2 separate regions of the Homo sapiens genome follow, and region 2 is linked to region 1. The links are chromatin contacts, found by Hi-C or POLR2A ChIA-PET in ENCODE. All regions are on one chromosome and are shown on one strand. Each heading gives the region's core, a stretch centred on a gene start or an enhancer-like site at or near the end of the contact. The rest is flanking DNA. Distances are from core to core; before and after follow the strand shown. Region 1 overlaps AP2S1 (adaptor related protein complex 2 subunit sigma 1). Region 2 overlaps ZC3H4 (zinc finger CCCH-type containing 4).

Region 1 (5,957 bases), core at 3,458-5,957:
CCTCCACCTCCCAGGTTCAAGCAATTCTCCTGCCTCAGCCTCCCAAATAGCTGGGATTACAGGCGTGCACCACAACACCAGGCTAATTTTGTATTTTTGGTAGAGACGAGGTTTCACCATGTTGGCCAGGCTGGTCTCGAACTCCTGACCTTGTAATCCACCCTCCTCGGCCTTCCAAAGTGCTGGGATTACAGGCATGAGCCACTGCGCCTGGCCTTTTTTGCCTTTTTTTTTTTTTTTTTCTGAAATGGAGTCTGTCTCAGTCACCCAGGCTGGAGTGCAATGGGGGCAATCTTGGCTCACTGCAACCTCCTCCAGGGTTCAAGCTATTCTCTGCCTCAGCCTCCCTAGGAGCTGGGATTACAGGTGCTCGCCACCACGCCTGGCTAATTTTTGTATTTTTAGTAGAGATGGGGTTTCACCATGTTGGTCAGACTGGTCTTGACCTCCTGATCTCAAGTGATCCACCCGCCTTGGCCTCCCAAAGTGCTGGGATTACAGGCGTGAGCCACCATGCCTGTCCCTCTTTAAAAAATTTTTTTTGAAACAGGAGCTCATTCTGTCACCCAGGCGGGAGTGCAGTGGCACGAACATGGCTCACAGCAGCCTTGACTTCCTATGTTCAAGCTACCCTCCCACCTCAGCCTCCTGAGTAGCTGGGACTACAGGCTTGTGCACTACCAAGCCCAGCTAATATTTGTATTTTTGGTAGCGATGGGGTCTCACCATGTTGCCCAGGCTGGTCTCAAACTCTTGAGCTCAAGTGATCTGCCTGCTTCGGCCTCCCAAAGTGCTGGGATTACAGGCATGAGCCACTGCGCCCAGCCAGGATGCAGGTTTAAATGGTTTGGTTAGGATGGCATTGCTGAAAAGGTGACATTGGAGCCAAGACCTGAAGGACTTGACGGGGAGGAAGGAGCCAATGTCTGAGAGGAACATTTCAAGCCAAGGGAACAGCAAGTGTAAAGTCCCTGGGGCAGGAGAATACTTAGGGCGTTCCAGGGATAGCAGGAATGCAGCCAGGAAGGGGAGGAGATGAAAGAGAGAAGATAACAGGGTAATCTCTTGGTGCAGGGCTGCAGGGAAGACTTGGGCTCTTACTATGAGTCAGATGGGAGCCGTAGAAAAGTTGTTTTTGCCGGCCGGGCGCGGTGGCTCACTCCTGTAATCCCAGCACTTTGGGAGGCCAAGGTGGGTGGATCACAAGGTCAGGAGACCAGCCTGACCAACATGATGAAATCTCGTCTCTACTAAAAATACAAAAATTAGCCGGGCCTGGTCGTGGGTGCCTGTAGTCCCAGCTACTCGGGAGGCTGAAGCAGGAGAATCGCTTGAATCCAGGAGGCAGAGGTTGCAGTGAGCCGAGATCGTGCCATTGCACTCCAGCCTGGGCAACAGAACAAGACTCCTCTCAAAAAAAAAAGAAAGGTTGTTTTTGTTTTTTGGTGTTTTTTAGAGACACGGTCTTGCTCTGTCTCCCAGGCTAGAGTACAGTGGTGCAATTACAGCTCACTGTACCCTCCCAGGCTCAAGCAAGCCTCCCACCTCAGCTTGCCAAGTGGCTGGGACTACAGGCATGCACCTCCATGCCCATCTAATTTTTAAATTTTTTTTTCTTTTCAGGTGGGTTCTCACTCTGTTACCTAGGCTAGAGTGCAGTGGTGCGATCTCAGCTCACTGCAACCTCTGCCTCTCGGGGTCAAGCAATTCTCCCACCTCAGCCTCCCGAGTAGCTGGGACCATTGGCATGTGCCACCAATGCCGTACTAATTTTTGTATTTTTGGTAGAGACAGGGTTTCGCCATGTTGCCCAGGCTGGTCTCGAACTCCTGAGCTCCAGCGATCCGCCCACCGCAGCTTCCCAAAGTCCTAGGATTACAGCCATGAGTGACCACGCCTGGCTAATTTTTAAATTTTTCGTAGAGATGGGGTATTGCTATGTTGTCCAGGCTGGTCTTGAACCATGGAGGGTTTTGAGCAGAGCATGGCCATTGGCCGACTTGAGGCTGCGCTATAGGGCAAGAGCATAGAGGAGACTGCTCGGAGAGAGGTGGCTGCAGTGGTCCAGGTGGGAGATGCTGGTGACCGGACCAGCATGGAAGCCGTCGGTGTGGCCAGGAGCGTTTTGGAGGTGGACCCAGCTGAATGGCCAAGAATTGGATGTGGAATGTGAGAGAAAGCAGAGCCAGGGCGACAATTAGATTTCCCACTTGAGCCCCCGGGTAGGATGGAGCTGTCATTATCTGATATGGGCAGATGGGAAGGGCAGGCGGAGGTGAAGATCAGGAGGGAAGTGTTGGGGGTCTGGCCCCGAGTATCGTCCACATCCCAGCAGAGATGTCCAGGAAGAAGTGACGAGTCAGGGTTCTTGGAGAGAGCTGGGTAGGATATGGAAACGGCATTTCTGCACATAGAGGGAAACCGAGGCCAAGGAGCTCACCGGGGAAGTGAGGATAGACCGAGGAGAGCACCAGAGGGCCACGTCTGCAGGCAGAGAGATGAGGGAGAGGAGAACCAAGAGATTGGGTGTCCCAGCAGCCAGGAGGGGGACAGGGTTGGACTTACCTCTCCAGGAGGAGGTCACTGGTGGTGTCACCAAGAGCAGCAGGTGGGAAGGGGGAGAGGAACTGGGTGTCGGGTGTTCTGGCTGTGTGGGCACCTTGCTGCTAATGTAGTGGCTGGTCCTGTGCTGAGGGCTGGGGCGCGGGAGGGGTCAGTGAGGCCCAATGATACAGGGGCAGCCGGAAAGTCCGGCTGGGCAAATGAGAATGTTACAGAGGAGGCTGACCCTCAGGTCTTGAGTTCCTCCATGCCTCCAGGATCCAGGCCCGCCCATTCATTCAGTTGTTCCTTTGTGCATGTATTCACCTAATGTTTCTGTGTGCCTCCTCTGTGATCAGCCCAGTGCTAGGTTCACAGCAGCACTGAGACAGCCTTGTGCTGCTTTGGGACTCATAGCCCAGGAAGGAACACAAGCCTGTCCTAGACAGTGACAACCACAGTAGGCAGGGCTGGGATCGAGGAGCCTGGCTGGGGGAGGGCACCTGACCCAGCCTGGGGGTCTGGAGGGCTTCCTGGAGGGGACTTGTGAGTGAAGATCAAAGGGAGGAGTAGGCAACTGGAAGATGCGGGCTATCCCTCTTGTTATTATTATTATTATTTGAGACAGGGTCTCACTCTGTGCCCCAGGCCGGAGTGCAGTGGTGCAATCATAGCTCACTGCAGCCTCCGCCTCCCAGGCTCAAGGGATCCTCCCACCTCAGACTCCTGAGTAGCTGGGACTACAGGGACCTGCCACCACGCCCAACTAATTTTTTGTATGTTTTATAGAGATGGGTCTTGATATGTTGCCTAAACTGCTCTTGAACTCCTGAGATCAAGCCTTGGCCTCCCAAAGTGCTGGGATGATAGGCATGAGGCCCGGCACCTGGCCGTCGTCCAATCTCTGTCTGACTCGCACTGTCCCGCCTCCCGCTTTCCTTTATTAGCAGCCCAGTGAGGACATTGGTCCCGCCTGAACCATCCAGGATTATCGCCCCATCTCATGCTTCTTAACTTCGTCACAAGTTGAGACTGCAGAGTCCCTTTTTGCCATATAAGGTCCCATATTCACAGGGTGTGGGATTAGGATGTGGATGTCTTTGGGGGCCATTACCTGTGCCAGCCCTTTGCAGGGCAACATGGAGGACACAGTGTGACAGCTCCAGCTTCCCCCACAGGCTCAGTCCAATGGGGAGACAGACCCATCCCCAGACAGTGGCGACCAGCAGTGGTCAGGCTGGGGCAGGGCAGGGGTGGGGCAGTGGCGTGGGATGTTCAGAGGGGACACCTGCCCCAGCCTGCAGGATGAGAGAATGTGCTTCTCTGAGAGAATGTAGCTGGAGGAGAGATGGGGGTCTGCAGCAGATCCCTGAGAAGCCTCGAAATTTAAAACAGGAAGGGAGGCTGGAAAGATGGAGCAGTAGCTGGAGGCGGAGGAGGGTGAGAGCCAGAAAAGCTGGATTGCAAGAAGAGAGGAGCACTGATGATCAGTGTCAGCTCATTTACCCGTGGATTACATGTAGGCCTTACTGTAATCACACCAGAAAACATACTCAGGCTGGGCTCACGCCTGTAATCCCAGCACTTTGGGAGGCAGAGGCAGGTGGATCATCTGAGGTCAGGAGTTGGAGACCAGCCTGGCCAACATGGTAAAACCTCATCTCTACTAAAAATACAAAAATTAGCCAGGCGTGGTGGTGCACACCTGTATTCCTAGCTACTCAGGAGGCTGAGGCAGGAGAATTGCTTGAACCTGGGAGGCAGAGGTTGCAGTGAGCCAAGATTGCGCCGCTGCACTCTGGCCTGGGCGACAGAGTGAGACTGTCTCAAAAAAACCAAAAAACAAAAAAAACCCTGAAAACATGCTTGGAGTATAGCAATGAACAAGAGATTGAGCTGAAAAAATGAGTAAAAAGCTATTAGCTGGGTGTGGTGGCGCGCCTGTAATCCCAGCTACTCGGGAGACTGAGGCAGGAGAATCGCTTGAACCCAAGAGGCAGAGATTGCAGTGAGCCGAGATCGAGCCACTGCTCTCCAGCCTGGGCGTCAGAGCCAGACTCAAAAAAAAAAAAAAAAAAAAATGCCGAAGACTGATGCTGGCACTCATAGCTGTCAGCAGGTGGCGACACAGGCACACCCCAGACCTAGAGCTGCTGTTTTTTTGTGTTTTTTGAGACAGGGTCTCCCGGGCTGGAGTGCAGTGATGGGAACGTGGCTCACAGCAGCTTTGACCTCCCAGGCTCAGGTCATCTCCCCACCTCAGCCTCCCGAGTAGCTGGGACCACAGGTACACGCCACCATACCCAGCTAAGTTTTGTACTTTTGTATAGATGGGGTTTCACCATGTTGCCCAAGCTGGCCTGAAACTCCTGGGCTCAAGTGATCCTCTCGCCCGGCCTCCTGGAGTGCTGGGATTTTTTTTTTTTTTTTTTTTGTAATGAACCTGACATTGAGAACATATAGAACTGAACTGGATTTTCAGGTTTTGGCCAAAGACATTGTACTTTGCAACCCAGTATGCATATATATCTGTCTTTGTCTACTTAACACGCGCATAAAATGAGAATCCATGTCCCTGATCCTGGCATGTTTGTTCACGGTGTGTGTCTGTGTTACTATTGCTAACTGTGTATATCGCATTTCAGTGAGGGCAGGACAAGGACCCAGGATCGTCTTGGTGGCAGTGGTAACCCTCCTCCCCACACTGCCTATCACAGGCCTGGCATAGAGTAGCTGCTCAGGAAGTATTTGTTAAATAATTGAGTTAATTAATTCCAGGCTAAGGGATGTGACTGTCTCCAGAGGTAGCAGGAAGTCACAGAAGGGAGTGGCAAGGTTGCATGGACACTATTGAACACGTCAGGCTCCCGCCCAGCCCCGGGCTTTTGCTATCTGCTTAGAACATTCCTGCCTATCCTCCAGCTCTCAGCTCCGATACCCCCTCCTCCAGGAAGCCCTCCTGACTCTCCAGGATCAGAGGGGGTTAGGCACCCTCTTTGGGCTCTCACAGCCCATCCTGTCCATTCTGGGGATGCCTGCCCCCGCTGCACTGTGAGCAGGGTTAGGGCTGTCTCGGTCACTGCTGTGACCCCAGCACAGGGCCAGGCACAGAGCTGGGCCTCGGGACCACGTATGGAGTGAAGGAGTGAATGTTTTGGCCCCACTCTGTCTGGCACGTTAGGTCCTGGCAATCTCCGTTGCTGACAGCCTCTCTGTTCTGCAGTTCCGGAACTTTAAGATCATTTACCGCCGCTATGCTGGCCTCTACTTCTGCATCTGTGTGGATGTCAATGACAACAACCTGGCTTACCTGGAGGCCATTCACAACTTCGTGGAGGTACGGCGGGAGAGGGATGTAAGGTGGGGAGGCGGGTGGGCAGCCCTGGAGTGGCCCCCAAGGCCTGGGAACCCTCCCT
Region 2 (5,973 bases), core at 1,194-3,693, 230 kb before region 1:
CACGACCTCCGCCTCCCAGGTTCAAGCGATTCTCCTGCCTCAGCCTCCTGAGTAGCTGAGATTACAGGCATGTGCCATCACGCCCGGCTCATTTTTTGTGTTTTTAGTAGGGACGGGGTTTCTCCACGTTTGTCAGGCTGGTCTCGAACTCCCAACCTCAGGTGATCCACGCCCGCCTTGGCCTCCCACAGTGCTGGGATAACGGGCGTGAGCCACCATGCCTAGCTGAGAATCCATACCTTCTAAATTTATCTGAGTGCTTTAAGCAGTTCTTAGCATTTTATCTATGTTTTTGTGTGTCCTCTTTGGTACCAGTTTTTTTTTTTTTTTAAGACGGAGTTTCACTCTTGTTGCCAAGGCTGGAGTGCAATGATGCGATCTCGGCTCACTGCAACCTCCGCCTCCTGGGTTCAAGTGATTCTCCTGTCTCAGCCTCCTGAATAGATGGGATTACAGGTGCCTGACACACGCCTGGCTAATTTTTGTATTTTTAGTAGAGACAGGGTTTCACCATGTTAGCCAGGCTGGTCTCGAACACCTGACCTCAGGTGATCCACCCGCAGGCCTCCCAAAGTGCTGGGATTACAGGCATGAACCACCGCACCTGATATATAGTTCTGTGAGTTGTTTTTTTTTTCCAAGACGGAATCTCGCTCTGTCGTCCAGGCTGGAGTGCAGTAGTGCAGTGTTGGCTCACTGCAACCTCCGCCTCCCAGGTTCAAGCAGTTCTCTGCCTCTTGAGTAGCTGGGATTACAGAGGCCCGCCACCACATCCAGCTAATGTTTTTTTGAAAAAATTTTTTTTTGAGACGGAGTCTTGCTCTGTCACCCAGGCTGGAGTGCAGTGGTGCAACCTTGGCTCACTGTAGTTTCCGCCTCCCAGGTTCAAGCGATTCTCCTGCCTCAGCCTCCTGAGTAGCTGGGATTACAGGTGTGTGCCACCACGCCCGGCTAATTTTTATATATTTAGTAGAGACAGGGTTTCACCATGTTGATCAGGCTGGTCTCGAACTCCTGACCTCGTGATCTGCTCGGCTCTGCCTTCCAAAGTGCTGGGATTACAGGTGTGAGCCACTGCGCCCGGCCAGCTAATATTTTTGTATTTTTAGTAGAGATAAGGTTTCACCATCTTGGTCAGGCTGGTCTTGAACTCCTGACCTCGTAATCCACCTACCTCGTCCTCCCAAAGTGCTGGGATTACAGGCGTGAGCCACTGCGCTTGGCCTGGTTCTATGAGTTTTGACAAACACATTGAGTCATGTCACCACCCCACAAGATGGATCTAGGAAACCCATTCCATCACCCCAGAAACTCTGCTGTGTCCTTTATAGTAAATGCCACCCCACATCTCCAGTGCCTGGCAACCGTGGATCAGGGTCTGTCTTTTGGTTTTGCTTTTTCAAGCAAATCATATAAATAGAATTATGGGGTAAACAGGCTTTAAGAGTGTGAGTGTGTGTGTGTGTGTGTGTGCGCGCGCGCGCACGCGTGCATGTGTTGAGTCTGGCTTCTTGCACTTGGCATGAAGCCTTTGAGGTTCACCCGTTGTTGCAAGTAACAGTTCATTACCATTTGTTGCTGTGTAGTGTCCCACTGAGCGGATGATCTGTGTTTGTTTATCCAGTCATCCGTTGAAGGACATTTGAGTTGTTTCCAGTTCGAGGCAACAGCGTTGGTGACCAGTGGCCTGGAGCTTATTCACATGGCCTAATGGGGCTCAGCCCACATGCCTCTGCACCTCTACAAGTGTTACTTATTGCTTGCAGAAGGTGACTGACTGTTGGAAACTGTGATCACTGATAGTCTGTCCTGGCTAGAGAGGTTTTGGCACCTAGCGGGGTGCTAGTTGTCTCAGCTGGTGTCTTTGCTGGTGGAGGGGCCAGGGACAGAGGTGCCCTCCACAGGGTCTGTGCTGGCAGGACCGATGGGCAGTTTGGGTTGACTCCGCAGTTGACTCCATGGTGGAGTCAACCATTCAGGGCCTGAGCTCCTTTCTCCTCTGCACTGGACCCAGCCTCTGGATTCCAGGGAATGCATTGGTTTGTGTTCCTTGCTTAGTCGTTCACTCAATAAATCTCTGTGCCTTGTTTGTGCCAGGCACTGGGGGTGCTGAGGAGGCAGGGTTAGGTCCTTGGGCGGATGCTGATGACACATGGGGAGTGTGAGTGTGTGTGTGTATGTGTGTGTGCGCACACACACGTGGGGATCAGGCCGTGAAGAATAAGTGTGGGAGCCCAGGACTCTAGCTGGGCTCTATTCAGGAGGCAGACATTCAAGAGGCTTTGTGAGGAGGTGACACTGGCGGCCCCAGGATGTGCGGCAGTGGGGACTGAAGAGGAGGAGGAGGAGGGAGATGCAGGGTGGCAGCTGCAGCGCAAGCCATGGCCCCACACACAGTTGAGGAAGGGCCCTTGGGCCAGGAGGAAGTGAGCCCGTGGCAGTGTTGAAAGCAGCTGGCGCAAGGCTCTGGGCCCTCCCAGCAAGGCTCATCTCAGGTGGTGGTGCCCACGCTCAAAGGGCAGAATGCGGGTTCTGCCTCCACGGGTCCCCCTGTGCTGCTGGTTCACACGCTGACCACCCCTGGAATATCAGGGTTCAGAAGGACAGAGGGGTTCCACCGCGTCGTTTTCCACACCTCCTCCATGAAGCCACATTCTTATTGGACCCTGGGGTTCCAGGGTCCAGATACCATTGCTAATGGCTAGGAGAAGGGAAAACTGCGAATGCACAACCCCCACCAGGGGGTCCTGTTTCTGTCCGCCTTGCTGTTCCTGGGCAGAGGGGCAGGACTAGTTTATCTTGATGACCCTGTGTTAGGACCAACTAAGGGATCTGTGCTGGGGTCCCCAAGATGACCCAGAGCAACTTGCTGGGGGACTCACGGCCAAGATGTTAACTGCGGTGAAGGGACACAGGCAAACTCAGCCCTGGGAATGAGTACATGAGGGCGCCTGGAGGAAGCAGGCGCATCCTCTTCCTGTGGACTCGCAGGGGCCACGCTGCCCTCCTCCAGTTGTGACAGCACGAGTGGCATGCTGTCTGCGAGGAGACTTGCTCAGCGCCCAGGGTTTTCACTAGGCTGCTCACCTAGGCAGCCTCTGCCCAGCATGGACCAAAATTCCAGATTTGGGGGGCAAAGCAGGCATTCAGCACAAACTGCATTGGTTGCAGAAACAGTTTAGATGCAGTGAGCCCCTCTTACTGGACAGTGAATGCTGGGAGCCCTCCCAAAATGCAGCTTCCCAGACACCAGCCGAGGCCTAGCCTTGCAAGCAGGCCTTCCAAGGAGAGCAGCCAGGCCTCCTGTGTCACTTTTCTGCACGCTATCCTAACTGATGAGACATTCTAGTCCAGTTGAGATTTTGACATTTCTCATTCACTCACTGGGCGTCTGCCCTGTATCAGGTCTCGTGGGGGCCCTGGGGATATAGCAGGGAAGAAACAGTCCTGCCCTCTTGGAGTTGATGGGGAGGTTGAGCCAGGATGAACATGGGAATGACTGAATAATCCGACAAGGCATAGGCAGTGTTGGCAGAGAACTCCTGGTGACCCAGTAGTGAATACAGGAGACTGGACAGACACTATGAATTGACATCTAATGAGGGACCTCAACAGTTGAGTGACGTTGAGCCACATGGGAATAACAGGAAAAATAAAAACCTGGGGGAAGCTGGTCCTGGCCCTGTAGGGGAGAGCTTGGCTGCTCATTGCACTGAAACGAGGCTGGGTGGTTGGGGTGGAGGAGTCGGGATCGTGGGAGGAAATGAAGCTGCCAGGAAGCTACCCAGTCGTCCCCAGATACCTAGACACCCAGACACCCACCCCTGCTCTTAGGCCCTAAGGGTCATGGTCAGGAGTTGAGATCAGAGGCCCTTAAAATCCAAACATGACAGGGGAATATGATTCAGCCATAAAAAACAGAGTGACATACTGATAGATGTAGCAGTGTTGTAGATAGATGCACTTTGCTAAGTGAAAGCGCCCATCGCACACAGCGCATGAGTCTGTTCGCAGGAGCTGTCCAGCAGGGGCAGGTCCGCAGAGACGGAAAGCAGAGTGGCTGCCGGGGGCTGGGGGTAGAGGGTGGGGAGCGATTGCTTAGTGTGTACAGGGTCTCTTTTGGGGGTGATGAAAATGTGCTGGAACTATATAGAGGTGGCGGTTACATAACATTGTTAATGTGCCAAATGCCACTGCATCGTTCACTTTGTTTTGTTTTTGTTTTTTGAGATGGAGTCTGGCTCTGTCGCTCAGGCTGGAGTGCAGTAGTGTGATCTCGGCTCACTGGAACCTCCGCCTCCCAGGTTCAAGCGATTCTTCTGCCTCAGCCTCCTGAGTAGCTGGGATTACAGGTGCCCACCACCATGCCCGGCTATTTTTTTTGTATTTTTAGTAGAGATGGGGTTTCACCATGTTGGCCAGGCTGGCCTCAAACTCCTGACCTCAGGTGATCTGCCCACCTCAGCCTGCCAAAGTGCTGGGATTACAAGCATGAGCCACCACGTCTGGCATTATTTATTTATTTTTGAGACAGAGTCTCCTCTGTTGTCCATGCTGGGGTGCAGTGGTGCGATCTTGGCTCACTGCAGCTTCTGCCTCCCATGTTCAAGTGATTCTCCTGCTTCAGCCTCCCGAGTAGCTGAGACTACAGGCGTGCACTACCATGCCTGGCTAATTTTTGTATTTTTAGTAGAGATGGGGTTTTGCCATGTTGGCCAGACTGGTCTTGAACTCCTGGCCTCAAGTGATCCACCCACCTCGGCCTCCCAAAGTGCTGGGATTACAGATGTGAGTCCCTGCGCCCAGCTGAATCGTTCACTTTAAATGGTTAAACAGTATGCTTTGTTATGTGTATTTTGCCATAGAGCAGGAATGGCCCCCCCTCTACCAGCTGGTCCCCGAGAGTGGAGCAGAGAGGTGGCTGATGATGATTTTTGTTACAGAGCCATTGTGGTCTTTATGCCTTTAGATCTCAAGGTCCTTGTATTATGGACTTTTCCTCATAAACTTCAGCTCTCAGACCTGGAGAGGTCCGTTTCCATCCTGACCCCGTCCACACCTTCTTTTGTTCTTTCACACCCGCAGATGTTGGCCGATGATGCAGAAGCAGGTGCCGAGGATGAGAAGGAGGTGGAGGAACTGAAGAAGCAGGGCATCAACCCCCTGCCCAAACCGCCCCCTGGTGTGGGCCTCCTGCCCACCCCTCCTCGGCCCCCTGGCCCGCAGGCTCCAACCTCTCCCAACGGCAGGCCCATGCAGGGTGGCCCCCCGCCCCCGCCCCCTCCCCCTCCCCCACCGCCCGGGCCCCCTCAGATGCCCATGCCGGTGCATGAGCCACTGTCCCCGCAGCAGCTGCAGCAGCAGGACATGTACAACAAGAAGATCCCCTCCTTGTTTGAGATCGTGGTGCGGCCCACGGGACAGCTGGCTGAGAAGCTGGGTGTGAGGTGAGTGCCCTGGACCCCCGTGACAGGCAGTGGGCGCTGTCCTGGGCCCAGCCAGGCTCCTCTTGTTAGGGCAAGCCTGGCTGTGGGAGAGTCCTGCCTCTCTCCCCAGCTGTGGGAGTCCTGGTCTGGGGCCCATGACCTTCGGCTCTGCAGCCCTCCGCCTCTCCTCTGGGGTGTGGCCACTGCCCTCCTCGGCAGCTTCCGTCACAGGCACCTTTTCCCTCTTCTAGGTTCCCTGGACCCGGTGGACCCCCAGGGCCAATGGGCCCTGGGCCCAACATGGGACCCCCAGGGCCAATGGGCGGTCCAATGCATCCTGACATGCACCCCGACATGCACCCGGACATGCACCCTGACATGCACGCAGACATGCACGCAGACATGCCGATGGGCCCTGGCATGAATCCTGGCCCACCCATGGGCCCTGGCGGCCCTCCAATGATGCCCTACGGCCCTGGAGACTCCCCACATTCTGGAATGATGCCCCCTATCCCGCCAGCCCAGAACTTCTATGAAAACTTCTACC

What was found. Hi-C counts contacts between places; a loop is a spot of excess contacts on that map. ChIA-PET counts read pairs that join two places held with the same protein, here RNA polymerase II (POLR2A). Pooled maps may share reads with other maps.
Region 2: POLR2A ChIA-PET joins it to region 1 with 12 read pairs in naive thymus-derived CD4-positive, alpha-beta T cell. The contact joins two enhancer-like sites. A Hi-C loop is called at or near these places in 1 of 168 maps with a recorded cell type or tissue (mammary epithelial cell) and 7 of 50 pooled maps. POLR2A ChIA-PET finds 5 or more read pairs at or near these places in 3 of 52 experiments (BJ, HEK293 and naive thymus-derived CD4-positive, alpha-beta T cell).

Annotation. Positions count from the first base shown.
Region 1 is chr19:46,839,386-46,845,342 of GRCh38, reverse strand. AP2S1 (adaptor related protein complex 2 subunit sigma 1) reads left to right here. Exons shown (of 5, transcript NM_004069.6): 3 at 5,765-5,878. Among named protein-coding and RNA genes, the nearest start is that of AP2S1, 8.5 kb to the left of the region's middle. Within about 2 kb of position 4,707, at least 14 of the 41 ENCODE cell types and tissues checked have a DNase peak (open chromatin) inside an H3K27ac peak, as active enhancers do.
Region 2 is chr19:47,071,826-47,077,798 of GRCh38, reverse strand. ZC3H4 (zinc finger CCCH-type containing 4) reads left to right here. Exons shown (of 15, transcript NM_015168.2): 12 at 5,086-5,447; 13 at 5,678-5,973. Among named protein-coding and RNA genes, the nearest start is that of TMEM160, 26 kb to the right of the region's middle. Within about 2 kb of position 2,443, at least 3 of the 41 ENCODE cell types and tissues checked have a DNase peak (open chromatin) inside an H3K27ac peak, as active enhancers do.